Linked DNA regions of Mus musculus: region 2 is linked to region 1. Evidence: chromatin loops called from intact Hi-C (ENCODE). Cell type or tissue: heart. All regions are shown on one strand. Each heading gives the region's core, and the rest is flanking DNA. Links, peaks and the distances in the headings are about the cores only.

The links. A loop is a pair of places that touch in the nucleus more often than their neighbours do. Peaks named below come from ENCODE experiments on the same cell type or tissue, not always from the same donor. Only the 100,000 strongest peaks of a DNase experiment are listed, where the experiment ranks them.
Region 2: a loop joins it to region 1, with 1.8 times the contacts of the local background. A loop is called at or near these places in 5 of 42 quality-filtered maps.

The regions. Positions count from the first base shown.
Region 1 is chr5:118,084,464-118,092,524 of GRCm38, reverse strand. Fbxw8 (F-box and WD-40 domain protein 8) reads left to right here. Exons shown (of 11, transcript NM_172721.2): 7 at 1-29. Among named protein-coding and RNA genes, the nearest start is that of Gm30466, 18 kb to the right of the region's middle. In heart, for the core only: CTCF peaks have their summits at 1,478 (motif pointing right), 3,265 and 5,752; a DNase peak (open chromatin) is centred at 3,214; H3K27ac peaks cover 1,623 bases.
Region 2 is chr5:118,143,763-118,148,762 of GRCm38, reverse strand. The region is part of intron 1 of Fbxw8 (F-box and WD-40 domain protein 8); the gene reads left to right. Among named protein-coding and RNA genes, the nearest start is that of Gm26411, 2.6 kb to the left of the region's middle. In heart, for the core only: no CTCF peak of the experiment used is centred there; DNase peaks (open chromatin) are centred at 2,262, 2,572, 3,722 and 4,932; H3K27ac peaks cover 281 bases.

The sequences.
Region 1 (8,061 bases), core at 1,184-6,183:
GTCTAGGATGGGTGTATGAAGGAAACAAGGTATGGAAACAGTGGCATGTATACATTAACAAGGAAGAGTATAGATTTGGTTTTTAAGGCAGCCAAAAAATGAAGCACTTTGTGTTTTGTTTGGTTTGGTTATGGTTGTTTGAAACAGGGTCTCGCATATCCCAGGCTGTCCTAGAACTCATGATGTGCTGGGAGGAGCCATGTGCACCACCACACAAGTAGTGTGTTAACACTCTGAATGCTCTTGTTTTCAGCTGGTTCAGGGCAGTGTATGAGCAAGACAGAAATGTCCAAGCAATGAAATGGAGCACGAGACGGAGTTCCTCCTCCGCTGCACACAGGTGTCCATGTAGACGCCAGATAGACAGACAGACAGACAGACAGACAGAGGCTGAGGATGGATCTTTGTAGACAGAGGGTCATGGTATGTGACCTGTTCTGTGCCTAGCAGTGTACCTTGGGCAGTGTTTCACCTCTCATGTCCCCAGCTCCCTGCTGTAGAGTTCCAGCTTGTGCTTAGAGCTCATAGTCCAGAGGCACAGACGTAAGTTCCCCGTGTGTATAGCTCTAGGCAAACCTGCTGGTAGGCGGCTCACAGCAGCCTAATGAGCAGCACAGGCGCTTTCAGTGCCATCTGAATGCATACGGCCAATTCAGAGTCCACAAGCACATAGTCACTGAGCCTCTAGTGCATGGCTTAACCGACACGGGCCAGCAGCCGACTGACATGTGTCTGCTCTTTATAGCTAGGACTCAGATGAAGGCTTTGTGAGAACAGAGAGTTTTGATCTGACTTCATTTGTACCTGATACAGGACTGGGGCTTAACTACAGTCCACTATTGATCAGCCATGATAAAAGCCCACTGACATCCAAACACTATGATGGATTTTAATCAGGGGCTTAACTCTGTAGCCTGTAGGAGTATCCAAGGGTGCTATTTCTGGTCACTGGACGATGTCTCTGTACCATATGCTGACCACACTGGTGGTTTAGGCCCACAGCTGTGTGAACATTGAGTAATAGTGTTTCGGCGTCCACCCTTCATCCACTAAGTTGGCAGGTCCTGTGGGCATCGCAGGTAGCCACGACATCAGTGTGTGGCTGGCAGTGGAGTGTTAGACAGCATTACACACAGATTTCGGTGTTAATAAGCCCTCTACAGAGCTTGTCTGTCTGAGCTGGAAGCAGGGCTGCCCTCGGTGGTGCAGGCTGGCAGGCCTGGGGGAGTCAGTGCTCTGTACACCTGGACCCTCATGCAGCCATTGTTCCTGGGCTCGATGTGCAGGGCAAAGCAGGTGCCACACAGCACTTACCAGCATCTTCTTTGGCTATACAAAGTCAAAGAAAAGTTTCTAGTTTGTATTTTTGCCTTTACTTTAAAACAGATTTTTAAACACTTTAATATATATATATGTGAGGGTATTTTGTCTGCATGTATGTTTGGGCACTAAGCATGCAGTACCTGCAGAGGCCAGAAGAGGGCACTGAACTCCTGGAATGGGAGTTCCAGATGGCTGTGAACCACCAAGTGGGCTCTGGGAACTAAATCCAGGTCCTTCGCAGAACAGCCAGTACTTTGAACCAGAGCCACTGCTCCAGCCCCTGGAGTACTTTTGTTCGGACTCCTGATTGAGAATTTCAGATATGGGAAGTGTAGGGCAGGAGCTTCCTCCCCAAGCCTGTCAGCTACTGCCTGTCATTTGGTTTTGGAGCCAAGTTGGTGTTGTCCATTTCTTGTGCATCCTTGTGAAATGGGCCCTCTTTCTGTAAAGTGTGGGTGGAGCTGGGTGTGGTAGCTCTCACCTTTCATCCCAGCACCCTGGAGCAGAGGCAAGCAGATATTTGTCTTGAAGGTTAGCCTGATCTACATAAGGAGTCCAGGCCAGTTAGGGCTCTCATGAGTGACCCGCCTCAGGAAGATGATCATGGGTAAGTGCTAGAGCACTCTGCATCACTGCTCCTTGTCTCTGCCTGTTGGGGTGACTTTGTAACACATCACAGAGCCCCCTGCTCCTGTTTGGTTGGGTTTTAGAGCTTTCTGGCATCGATCAGGCCGTATGTGTGGCCTCACCATTCCACCCACTCTGCAAGAGTGTGGCTTGCACCAGTGCTTACAGGGTAAGCTTCTCTCTGAGGACTCACTGGGTCAAACCTGCTGCCCTGAGGATATTCTTGAGGGGTAACAGCGCCCACCCCACAGACTTCCTGGGTGCCTCTTCTCTAGGCTTTGCGGCTGGGAAGGAGGGTGGGGCTTTGCCTGACTTTGTTGTTCAGTTTATACTTTGTATCTCTCTGCTTGGAAGGCTTCCCCACATGGAGTGGCAGTGCCAGCAGCACTTAGGCCAGTGTCATGGTGCAGAGTGGTGAGTGCACTGCTGCGCACCTCTCCGCTGCTTGCTGGATACTCCTGGGGCCCATGGTTCTGGGGAACACTTGTCTGACCTCTCTTAGGCAATGAGGAATGGACCATGACTTCTGGGTTTGGTGAGCGGGGCTGAGCAGCTGAGGCTTATATGTTGTCTCTAAGGGCCATGCTCATTGCATCGGGCAGGGATGATGGTGCAGGAATCATTCCCAGTGTCCCAGCAAGAAGGGCTGCTCGGAGGTCTTTAACTTAGAGCAGAAAAGAATTCTGAGTCTCTGATGTCCGTTCTTAGTTCTCAGACTTGAGTATAAATGTCACTGAATGGCAGCTGACAGTAGAAGAGGCAGAAGTGTCTTAACCACGTCGTTTCACACTGCCATGCATCCACACAGCCCTCAACATGGCCCTGATAGTCCAGCAGCCTCCTAAAACTTGGTTTTGTCACGTAGTTTGGAATTCATCAGCAGTGCTTTTGTTTCCGTAACGATTTATAACAGCACACTACCTTTATTAATCTCTTTGCTGCCTGAATGTGCTCTCAGGGTGGATGGCTAGAGGCAGAGCTGCCGCGGGCGAACACCATGCTGTCGATGAGCTCGTGTCTCATAAAGGGATCCGGAGCCCCACTTAGTGCTCTCAGCATCGCTCTGTGGAGCTGGACATATTTCCCAATTTAGTTCTGAAGCTCTTGGCATTTGATGGCAGATTGTATTAAGCAGCACGCGGAGTGCATCCTAATCAGGGCAAAGGGTGAAGTCATCGCAGGCTGGAGTGAGCTGGGCAGGGAGGGAGGCTGGCTTAGGCTGCAGCAGCTTACATCACACTAGAAAGTAATTGCCCGACTCTCTGAGCTAATGACTGCCCATGTGCAGCCAGGAAGAGACTTGGGATTGGTTGCCTGCACTGGCCACAAGGGGAGCGTCTGTCTGGAGCCTTGGGTCAGAGTGTGCTGCAGATGGGTTGCCTTCTGCCCTGTCTGCCCAATCAGAGCGCCATCTTTTCTTCTGTTGAGGTTTCTGTGTGTGAGAGTCGAGACTTAATACTTCACATGCAAGACAAACAAGCAAAAATTGAAAGTTTGTAAAATATTTTCGCACGCTCTCCAGAACTCTGTGTCTCAGTTCCTTCTTTGTCCGGGCATTGACGGCTGACTCCTGAAGCCTGGTTTTCTGGAAGGAAGAGGGCCCAGCGTTGTTAGATTCCGTCACATCAGTGAGCAGGATCCCGTGGGTCGGGCATGCTTCCCTCTCCTGTTCAGCCTCTGCTCTGTCAGAGTAACCAGGGTGCAGAGGTTCTCTCTTGGGAGGCTGGGGGGAACTCCAGAGTGCTGAAAATCTCAAAGATAACTGAAAAATGAGAAATGAAGATTCGAGATTGTTTTGTGCAGGTGTTGCTCTTTTTTTTTTTTTTTTTAAAGATTTATTTATTATTACATGTAAGTACACTGTAGCTGTCTTCAGACACACCAGAAGAGGGAGTCAGATCTTGTTACGGGTGGTTGTGAGCCACCATGTGGTTGCTGGGATTTGAACTCTGGACCTTCAGAAGAGCAGTCGGGTGCTCTTACCCACTGAGCCATCTCACCAGCCCCGCAGGTGTTGCTCTTAATGCCAATCCCTGATCTTGTTGATATTACTGATAAGGAAGGACTGAATGGCACACTCTTAGCCTTTAGTGGGAACCTTGACACATCCCCACAGAGCCCCAGGGTCACTTGGGACATTCGGTGCCCCTCAGCTCAGCAGCTTCTGAAGATTCAGAACTGAGATCTCTAAGGCCACGCAGCGTGAAGGGTTCTGTGGAGGCTGCTGTTGTTACTTGCTGGGGAGGTAACTGACTGGGACTTAGGATCTGCGGTTCCTGGAAGGGTGAAGTGACTAGGTAGAAGGTTTGATCAGTGGGCTGAACAGGACTCTCAGAGTCATAAACTTCATAATGTTACTTTCCTTGCTATTCCAGTCCAGAAATTGTGGTGATGCTTGGTACGGTTGGTGCTCCTGTGCCCACTAGTATTGGGGAGGAGTTGGAGTTGTGCAGACAGAGACAACAGGCCGATGGAGAGAGGTGGCTCAGGCCAGCTGGAGCCCTAGGGATCCCTGGGAGGTGTGGGAGCCCGGGTTAGTTTCTTTTTCTGAGACTGGTTTTGAAAGAGGCCTATGAGTGAAAAGGGCCATTCAGAGCTGATGTGAGTGAGGTCTAGTATGAGTGAGGAGGTGATGTGAGTGAGGGCTGGTGTGAGTGAGGGCTGGTGTGAATGAGGACTAATGTGAGTGAGGGCTGATGTGAGTGAGGGCTGATATGAGGAGCTGATACGGGTGCTGAGTCCCAGTAAAGCTTTGCCGGCAGGGCTGGCACCACACCTCAGATAGTTTCTGTTTGCACACACCCTTCATGGTTTCGTATGCCACTGATGTTTGTAGTATTTCTGGATTTTTAAATTAACTTATCAGTATTCTGAAGACATTAACCACGTTTACAAAGCATTATGTTGACATATATCATGCCCACTGCCCTTTACTGGGCTTTTGAATTAAGATTAGATTTTTATCTAGGGTCTAATTTTTCCAGTGACTTCCCTGGTTATATGTAGACTTCCTGTCCTGGTTCACCATCCTACACACTTGGGAGACTGAACTTGGAGTTGACTGTTGGGATTATTTCCCCAGCACAGATGGGATGGCTTTGATGTCTCTGTGCCAGATGAGTCTCGGAGTAAATATTGCCCAGACAGCAGCTAGGTTTGTCAGTGTTAAAAATCAGCATCGGGATCTGGGGGGACCTGGTGGAAATGTTTGCCTCTTTCCAGGTGTGAAAACAGTGACTATGGGGTGAGCTGCGTGCTCCCACCAGGTCCAGACGGTTGAGCAGGGAAGGAGAGAGGGAGAGTAAGAACACAGCTCATGGCCGGTGTGGGCCCAGCCTCCAACTATTTCAGATGTTTACTGTGCTCAGATGACCCCAGCAGTTACGGTGGAGGACTCCTGCTCTTTCCCAGACTGTGCCTTATTAACGTGGCCTGCACATCTGTCTTCTGTCAGTCCTGGGTTAGCGGGGGTGGGTCAGCACTAGCATCAGCTATTGAGTTGTGCTTGTACTTCTATAGACCCCAGACTGCTCCTTATTCACCCCCTCGACAGTGAATTCAGGATGGGTTCCTGAATTGCAGCTAGGCAGAGGAAAACTAGCCCAGCTCACACTTGAGCAGTCTCTTGCCAAATTACAGGACTTGGGCACGGTCATGAGGTTTGCTGAGTGTTAAAGTGAGACTGAGACTGAGGCTGCGTGTCCTCTGAAGGCTAGCCGTCGGTGGCAGCCCTGCCATGACCTAGGTCCTAGCTACCGCTTCCCTCCTCTTCAAGCAGAGTGCACTGCTGAGGCTTGACTTTCTGGACCTAACCCCAGGTCCACACCCACTTTTCTTCAGGTCCCTGTCAGTCTAGGCTGAGGTACTGGCCTGAGCTCCTATGCGCCTACAGAGGGCTGGGGTTCCACTTCCCCACTTCCTTGGGTTGGGAACTCGTACATCTTTTCACAGGAGGTTTTGAAATGCACACTGAAAACGCCCCGGAGCTGTGTCCGTACACCCCTCCTCCCATTCCTGCACCCAGCCCTCCCTGGCATATCCACACCCCTGCATCCCTACCCATACCCTTACTCTTACCCACACTCCTGCACTCCCTGGCACACACCTATACCCCTGCATACCTTGCACTCCTTGGTACACACTCATACGTCAACTATTTCTAGTTAGATCAGAAAAATGGCCCACGCAGAGCATGTGGGTGAGACCCTACTGCCTGCCTGTAGCCTGGCTTTCAAAGCCCTCAGAAGTTGGACACCACCTTAGCTTCCAACTCTCTATCCTCACCTACGTGCCGAGTCTCTGTACGCAGCCCAGAGGTGTTCACCTCTTGAATGTGGTATTCCTTCCTGCCCAGGATTAGCAGATGCCTCCTCTCCCTCTCCCTTCTCCTCTCCTCATGTCCTTCCAGAAGCGTGGGCCTCAGCTTCAGCCTCGTGGTCCCTCCCTTGACCTCGACACACAGGAACCCACAGCTCACATTTTGACCCTGTTGCTAACCAGCACTGTAGCCCACAACAGCAGGGAAGCAGCCCAGGTAGTTAGAGCACAGAAGCCCTGACACGTCTGAGGTGGCACTCACAGGAGCAGAGCTGGTGATCAGTGTGCCTGGCCAGGGTGTGGCGTTCCCAGAGCCACCATTGACACTCCTGCTAGGACTGCATTTGGGGTATCCTGGAGTAGAGGTTTAAAGAGTAGGAACATTGAAGCCTACTTCCAGAACTTCCTAGCTGGGTGAGAGATGTGTCCTCTGTCAGCTCCATTTCTTTATAGGAAGTGAGAAAAGCGGTAGTCTCACCTTATAGCATTTTCTAGGGTCAGATGAACTGTGGGCACAGTGGAGCTGGCTCTTGGGAATAGCCAGTTTGGACAGAGTTCAGGAAGGGGCTCTTCAGTATGGTATCTGGGATGGGAAGGACTGGGCTCTGCCTGGCCTGCTTCCCAGCTGGTCTCTGTGCAATGTGAGGCAAGGTATTTCAGGTGGCTTTCAGTTCAGTTTCCTGGTGGCTAAGTGCAGGTGGCAGCTGAGACTCGGGAGTGGGAGAATCGAGTGTCATGCTGCTCTCTGCGGGTCCCCAGGGACAGCATCACGGACTGCACAGTGAGCAGAGGATGTGTGTGTGTGTGTGTGTGTGTGTGTGTGTGTGTGTGTGTGTGTGTGTGTCAGTGTATCATGTCTATGGCCTGTGCACCCACAGTAAAGGCTCTGCCTGTTCCCAGCCGACTTTCGCCCCCTTCAGCTGCCATTTGTTTCCGTGGTGTAGCTTAGGCACCAGCCTTCGGCCCACCCTCTGAGTCGCTTCTCATTTAGTTTGGGGCTGAAGCAGAAGTCAGACTGGTCAAAAGATAGGGTAATTAGGTAAATGCCTGGCTTGCTTACAGGCTATGAGAACTCTGACCACTCTCTGTCACTGCCATTGAAGACACTAGCATTTGTACTTTAAAGAGCGGTCCCTGGCCTGCAGCTTCATTTCTCCCTACAAAGTGCATGCACTGACGCCCTGTCTCTCTCATGGGCCCATGTGGCCTGTGTCCTTAATACCTGTGCATGTGTAGAAACTGTCTGTGCTGCTTTCTGTGATGAGGCGCACCACGCAGGCTCTCAGGCTTTGGGCATGTTTGCATGGTGACTAATCTGCTTTCTTCAGTGCTCACGGTGAGCATGTCCTTACCTTCCTTCCCTATGCCAAAGCTGCCACTGCTCACTGCTCTAAGGAGGCCATCACCACCCTGGGCATGTCTAAGGAGACACACGGGACCCCTCAGGATACGCTCACTCGGTTCCTTTCGGGTGTGGGTCACAGTAGGTGTCGGTGTGGTCCTTTGTAGACATCTGCCCACATCACAAAGCCCTGATCCTGGCACAGCCTATGTGATTGGCACTGCCTTCCCAGGAAGAGCCCAGTCCTGGAACAACCAGGGTTGCAGGTGCATTGGCACGTGGTAGGGAGTGTGTAGGCCTTGCCTACCCAGTGCCTGGCGACACTCAGCAACACCGTCCTGTCCCTCAAATATCTTGGCCTTGTGGGTTTGTCACTCCAATTAAAACTTAGGCCCAAGAGCAGCCAGGCTGCTTCTCCTTTGTGTGAGGGAGTGCGGACAGTGCCAGAGCCT
Region 2 (5,000 bases), core at 1-5,000, 57 kb before region 1:
TTTCTCATAGCTGAAATGTGAAGAAAAAGGACACATGATTAGAGAAACATGGAGAGACCAAGATGATTATCCCACGTCATTCTCACCTTATTACTAGAGATGACTGTCCCATTAGCTACAGAGAGAATATTGTGTGCAGTGCTGGGAACTAAGACCCAGGTTTTCTCCTCAGTTCACAAATTCTGTTAAATCTTTGTTTTGATTTTAAATCAAAATAAGTATGTTTATGCTTTTATTCTGGGATGAAATACAGGAATTAGTATAAAAAGTTATTCATGAACTATGAGGCCTTTGCTTGGGGGCTTCTGTCCATGATCTGTGTGTGTATTTAATAAAACAAATTTGAATGTCTTTACTGGAAGGTTCTGCTCCTTGAAGAAGTATGGGCTTTGTCCATCCATCCATCTGTCCTCCTGTCCATCCGATTGTCCATCCCACCCACCCATCCCCTCCTCAGTCCCCCTCATTAAGTGGCTTGTTAGCACCAGGCATTATTCTAAGCTCTGAGGATACAGCAGTGAACAAGACAAAGTCTGACCTGTTTGTGTGGATACTTGCTGGGCAAACAAGTGCTCTGCAGAGGAAAAACCCTAGGCAGAGTGGAGAGTGTCTTCAAGGAGAGGCGCTCAGTCTTACCTAGTGCTGCAAGGTTTTCTGGAAGGACGAGGGGCTTGCAGAGGATGGGGGGCAGGGGGGGACTGGCAGAAAGTCTCTGGTGCCAGTGGCTTCATGGTTATGCAAGCTGAGTGGTCACATGGGTCATACCCTGCACTTAGTTTAATGCTTGCAATTGTTATTTATTTTAAATGATGTATGTATCTGTGCACGGTCAGTCAGTCTGTGCGCGGTGCCAGGAGAGGCATCACATTCCCTAGAGCTGGAGTTGGGGGGTTGTGAGCTATCTGACAGAAGGTCCTAGGGATTGCAGGAGCAGTGACTGCTCTTAACCACCAAGTCGCCTCTTCAGCCCTTGCAATTCTATTATTATTATTCCCTTAATTTTCTGCCCTGCAGTTGTTAAAGCTCTCTCTCCTTAGGAACCCTAACACACTCTCACACCAAAGCTCCACAACATCTCAGACGCTGATGGTGGGCTGTGCCGTCACCTACCAAACAATTCCCAAGCATGGTCCAGCGCTTCCTGAACTGAACCCTCTTCCTGCGACCCTGCGGGCATCTCTTCTGCCTTCTGTCCAGCCCAGATCCTGAATCTCCGATCCCAGCGTTGACTCAGCTGGGCTCTGAAAGCAGAGGCTGGCCTGTTTGCCACAGAGAATTTTTTCATTGCCACGCCCAGCCTCCTGGGAATCCTCGGGTTCATAGCTGCCCTTCCTGCCTCCCTTCTGCTGACCCTGGGATGGAGAGACCTGCTGTGTGCAGGTCTTACCTCCACCCCACATACTGCACAGTCCCACCATGGGACTGGATAGCATCCGGTCTCACTTGTGGCTTGAGAAAATAAGCTGGTAAACTGGGGAAAGGTTCAAAGTAGTCTCGTGTATTTGGAAAGAGCAGCAGATATTTCCTGGGAAAATCTATCTCAGGCGTCTCCCAGGCATGAACAGTGTGCAAGGTACTGGGCAGGTTCCCTTCTGTAGGTGGCAGTTGTCTCTGTAGGCAGTCCAGGGCTTGATTGACTACTGCTGCTTGCTCTTGTAGCTGGGTTTGGGATTACATTCGATGTGAAGAGATAAATCAGCTTTTTGTGCCCTGCTTAGGAACTTAACCTCTCTTTATAGCAAGAGAAAGGATTCCTAAGCTCTAAATAGCTGACTTACTAATGAGGCCTGGATACCTTGGGGACCATCTCCTGTATTTATTCTGTTTTATATGTGATGACTTATCTCCATAAAAGATTTACCTCTTTCAATATAGAGGCCGTTTCTCATACATCTGCTAATAGCTCCTCCCTTCCCCCACACTAGGCATGTCCCTGAAGTCACAGTGTTTTGCACATACATTAATTTAAGCTGGGTGGTGTGCCTCCTGTACTGTCATCTAGGGACTTGAGAAGAACAGAAGTCTGTGGAGTTAGCTCCCATGCTGCCTCTGTTGGTATCTTGATGCACTTTGACATTCCTCTTTGCTTGTGCAGGAAAAATATTTCAAGACAAAATGGGTGCTGATGGTGAGAGTGAGCCTTTCCCCGGTCTACCAGCTTATTTTCTCAAGCCGCAAATGAAACTGGATGCCATCCATCCCTGCAGTGGGACTGTGCAGTATGAGGGCTTGAGATAAGCTGTGCAGACAGCAGGTCTCTCTCCATCCCAGGGTCAGCAGAAGCGGCCTGGCCCGGCAGATCTGTTTAAGCACCATCTTGAGAGAGCGCCCGAGTGGCGGTTGCCCCAGAGATACGTGTTGGGAAGTGCATCTTGGAGTCGGGTTCTTCCCTCTGCACTGATTTGGTCTTAGTAATTATAATTACCCCTTTTCTGCTGAACAGGAGAAGGCAGATTAAGTTTCTAACACGATGGTACAAAGGCTGTTCATTTATGGAGTTAGGCTTATAGTAGAACGTGAGGACATCAGCCTCTCTGGGGACAGATCCTGTCACAGTTTGTCTCAGCGCTCTTTTGGAGTGAGGCCAATAGACTTGGGAAAATCCAGTATGCACCGACCTTAGTCGTAATACAGCCCCTTTGTGTGATTCCTCCCTGGATTTTTCTATCTTCCCATGATTTAGGGCCATGGTTCTCAACATGTAGCTCGCACAAAGCATCCCTGAGAAAGAGCTGTGAGCCCTGCCCATGGAATTTTGGGGCACTCGTTCTAGGAGGTGCCTCGGACATTAAAACAATGCCATGTGTGATTTCAGTGTCATTCTGGGAGTCACTGAGAGGCAGAGACTTGTTCTTGGCACCATGGTCAGGCCATAAAGCCACATCCTCACCAGCAAGGCGCTTTCTTTTGTCTAGAGCTTGAGTTTGGAGAGCTGTGCTGTCCCCTTTGTCAGATGATGTTCTTACAATGTTGCATTGCTGTTAATATTTCTGTGCCATTTTTCCTGAGACTATCCGTGTTGTCTGTCACTGGGTTGTCCTGGTGTGGCTTGTAACTGCTGGCTGGCGATGTGTGCCAGGTGTCTAGGTGGCAGCCCGACAGCATCCTTGGTCTCAAGGGCTTTCTCCACACACAAATACAAGCAGTGTCTGCAGGGAGGAATGGCTTTGTGTCATCATAGGACACTTCTGCAGCAGCTAAGTACTTGGAGTGGATGCTGAGCTACAGCTTGGGTCAGGGTGGCATCAGGTCTGGCCACAGGATTGATCACACTTGTAGTCTCTGGTAAGGCATTTCCCATGTGGACAGACACCACAACATGCTGACGCTTATGGGCCAGGCACTTACCTGTTTCCTCTGTTGGAGGATAGAATAGCATCTCTCTCTTCACCTGCATGCTCATATACCACCACCTCAGTGGGTGTCGGAAGGTGGTCTCCTCTCTGCAGCTGTGCACTAAGAACCTTGGGGTTGCTCGTGCTCTGCACAGGACCACATGGGCTCACTGGTTGACTGGGGGAAAGTTGGACTTAGAGGAGTCAGCTCTCAGGTGTAGACTCACACACGGCTTTAGTGGGTTGGCCACTCAGGTCAGGAGTGAGGCGAGTGGCCTTGTCCTCAGTGCAGACTCTTGGGATGGCACTTTGGTGAGGCAGCCCCTCTGGCCAGAGGCAGCATCACGAAGTAGTTAGTGTGTGTCATGAGCTGTCGGCGCCTCTTTGGTGGCTGGTGGCCTCCTTTTCCTTCCTGCCATTCCCTAACCAGTGGTGGACTAGGAAAGCTCAGCCTCCTGGAAGTAGGGGAGGGGACTTGATTGTTCGGAATTGACATTGTCAGTCACTTTAGAGTTTAGAAGCAATCCTAAGAGTGTGGATTTAAAAGGAAAAGTTGGCTCTGCAGTGTTGTTTATGTTCTTAAGTTCACCTAGAAACAGTGGCTGGCCTCCAAATCTTACAAACGGGGCTGAGGCACAGAGTCTGTCTGGCTGTTGGTGTGGTGACCCTCACAGTGCTGGTGGTCACTGCATCCTGGTGGGCTTCATCTTTCTCCCCATGCACCACAGCAGACCTTCCGAGCAGTTAGGTGCCCTTTAGAGTTGGTCATACTGCTTTGTGTGTTGTGTGGGCCCTCCACTGTGTGGACTGAGCCTCAGTCTCTAGTTCTCTTGTCACTGCTGGGAGTAAGTGTCTGTTTACAGTGGGATAAGTTAAGGGGCAGTGAGTCACCAGCAGGCAGGCTTAAGGGTGATAGGGGAGGTCTATAGCATGAGGAAGAGAACGGAGCTGGCACCCAGGCTCTGCAGGCCTTTCTTAGTGGGACTGCCTTCCATGTTGAATGTGGGAAATAGGCCGACGAAATAGGCATTTGTTGGGAGGCTGTGACTTCTGCCCAGAATCAAAGCAAAAGATGGCATTTCACATTCATCTCAAGGCCAGTTTATAGTGTGGCCCACTGTAAAGAAGCCTGTAGCTTGATAGAGCATGCCTCACCCTATCTCAGTGTGTCTTGCTTAGCCTCACCCTGCGTTAGCTTTGGCTGTGTGAGGATAAAGAGACTTTTTCTTCTTGTTTCTTTACCATGTGGACAGACAAAATAATGTAGAAGAAAAGACAGGAGGCCATCCGGGGTGGCTTTGTGAATAATAGCCTCTTACCTGGTGTTTGCCTGCTAGTTCACAGACCAGCAGTGACTCCCACAGGGCCTTGAGGTGTCTCAAGTTGCATCTGGTTGTCTGTGGTACTCTTCACTGGTGAGTTAAGGTAGCCATTAGGCAAGGACCTTGCCCGATGTGAGTCCTGGCAACTGTTTTCTTAGGCGGGACCCATGTCTTCCAATTATCCTTGCAGATTTTTTCCTGTTTTTCTGCACGGCCAGCATCCTTCCACTGAGTGAACATTCTGTTCCTCCTTTGTCCGCAGAGACCTGTCAGTGTCTTTTCCCAGGAGAGCCTTTTGGCCTATGTGCTTAGCCTGTTTTTGCAGCCAAACACACTGTTTCCT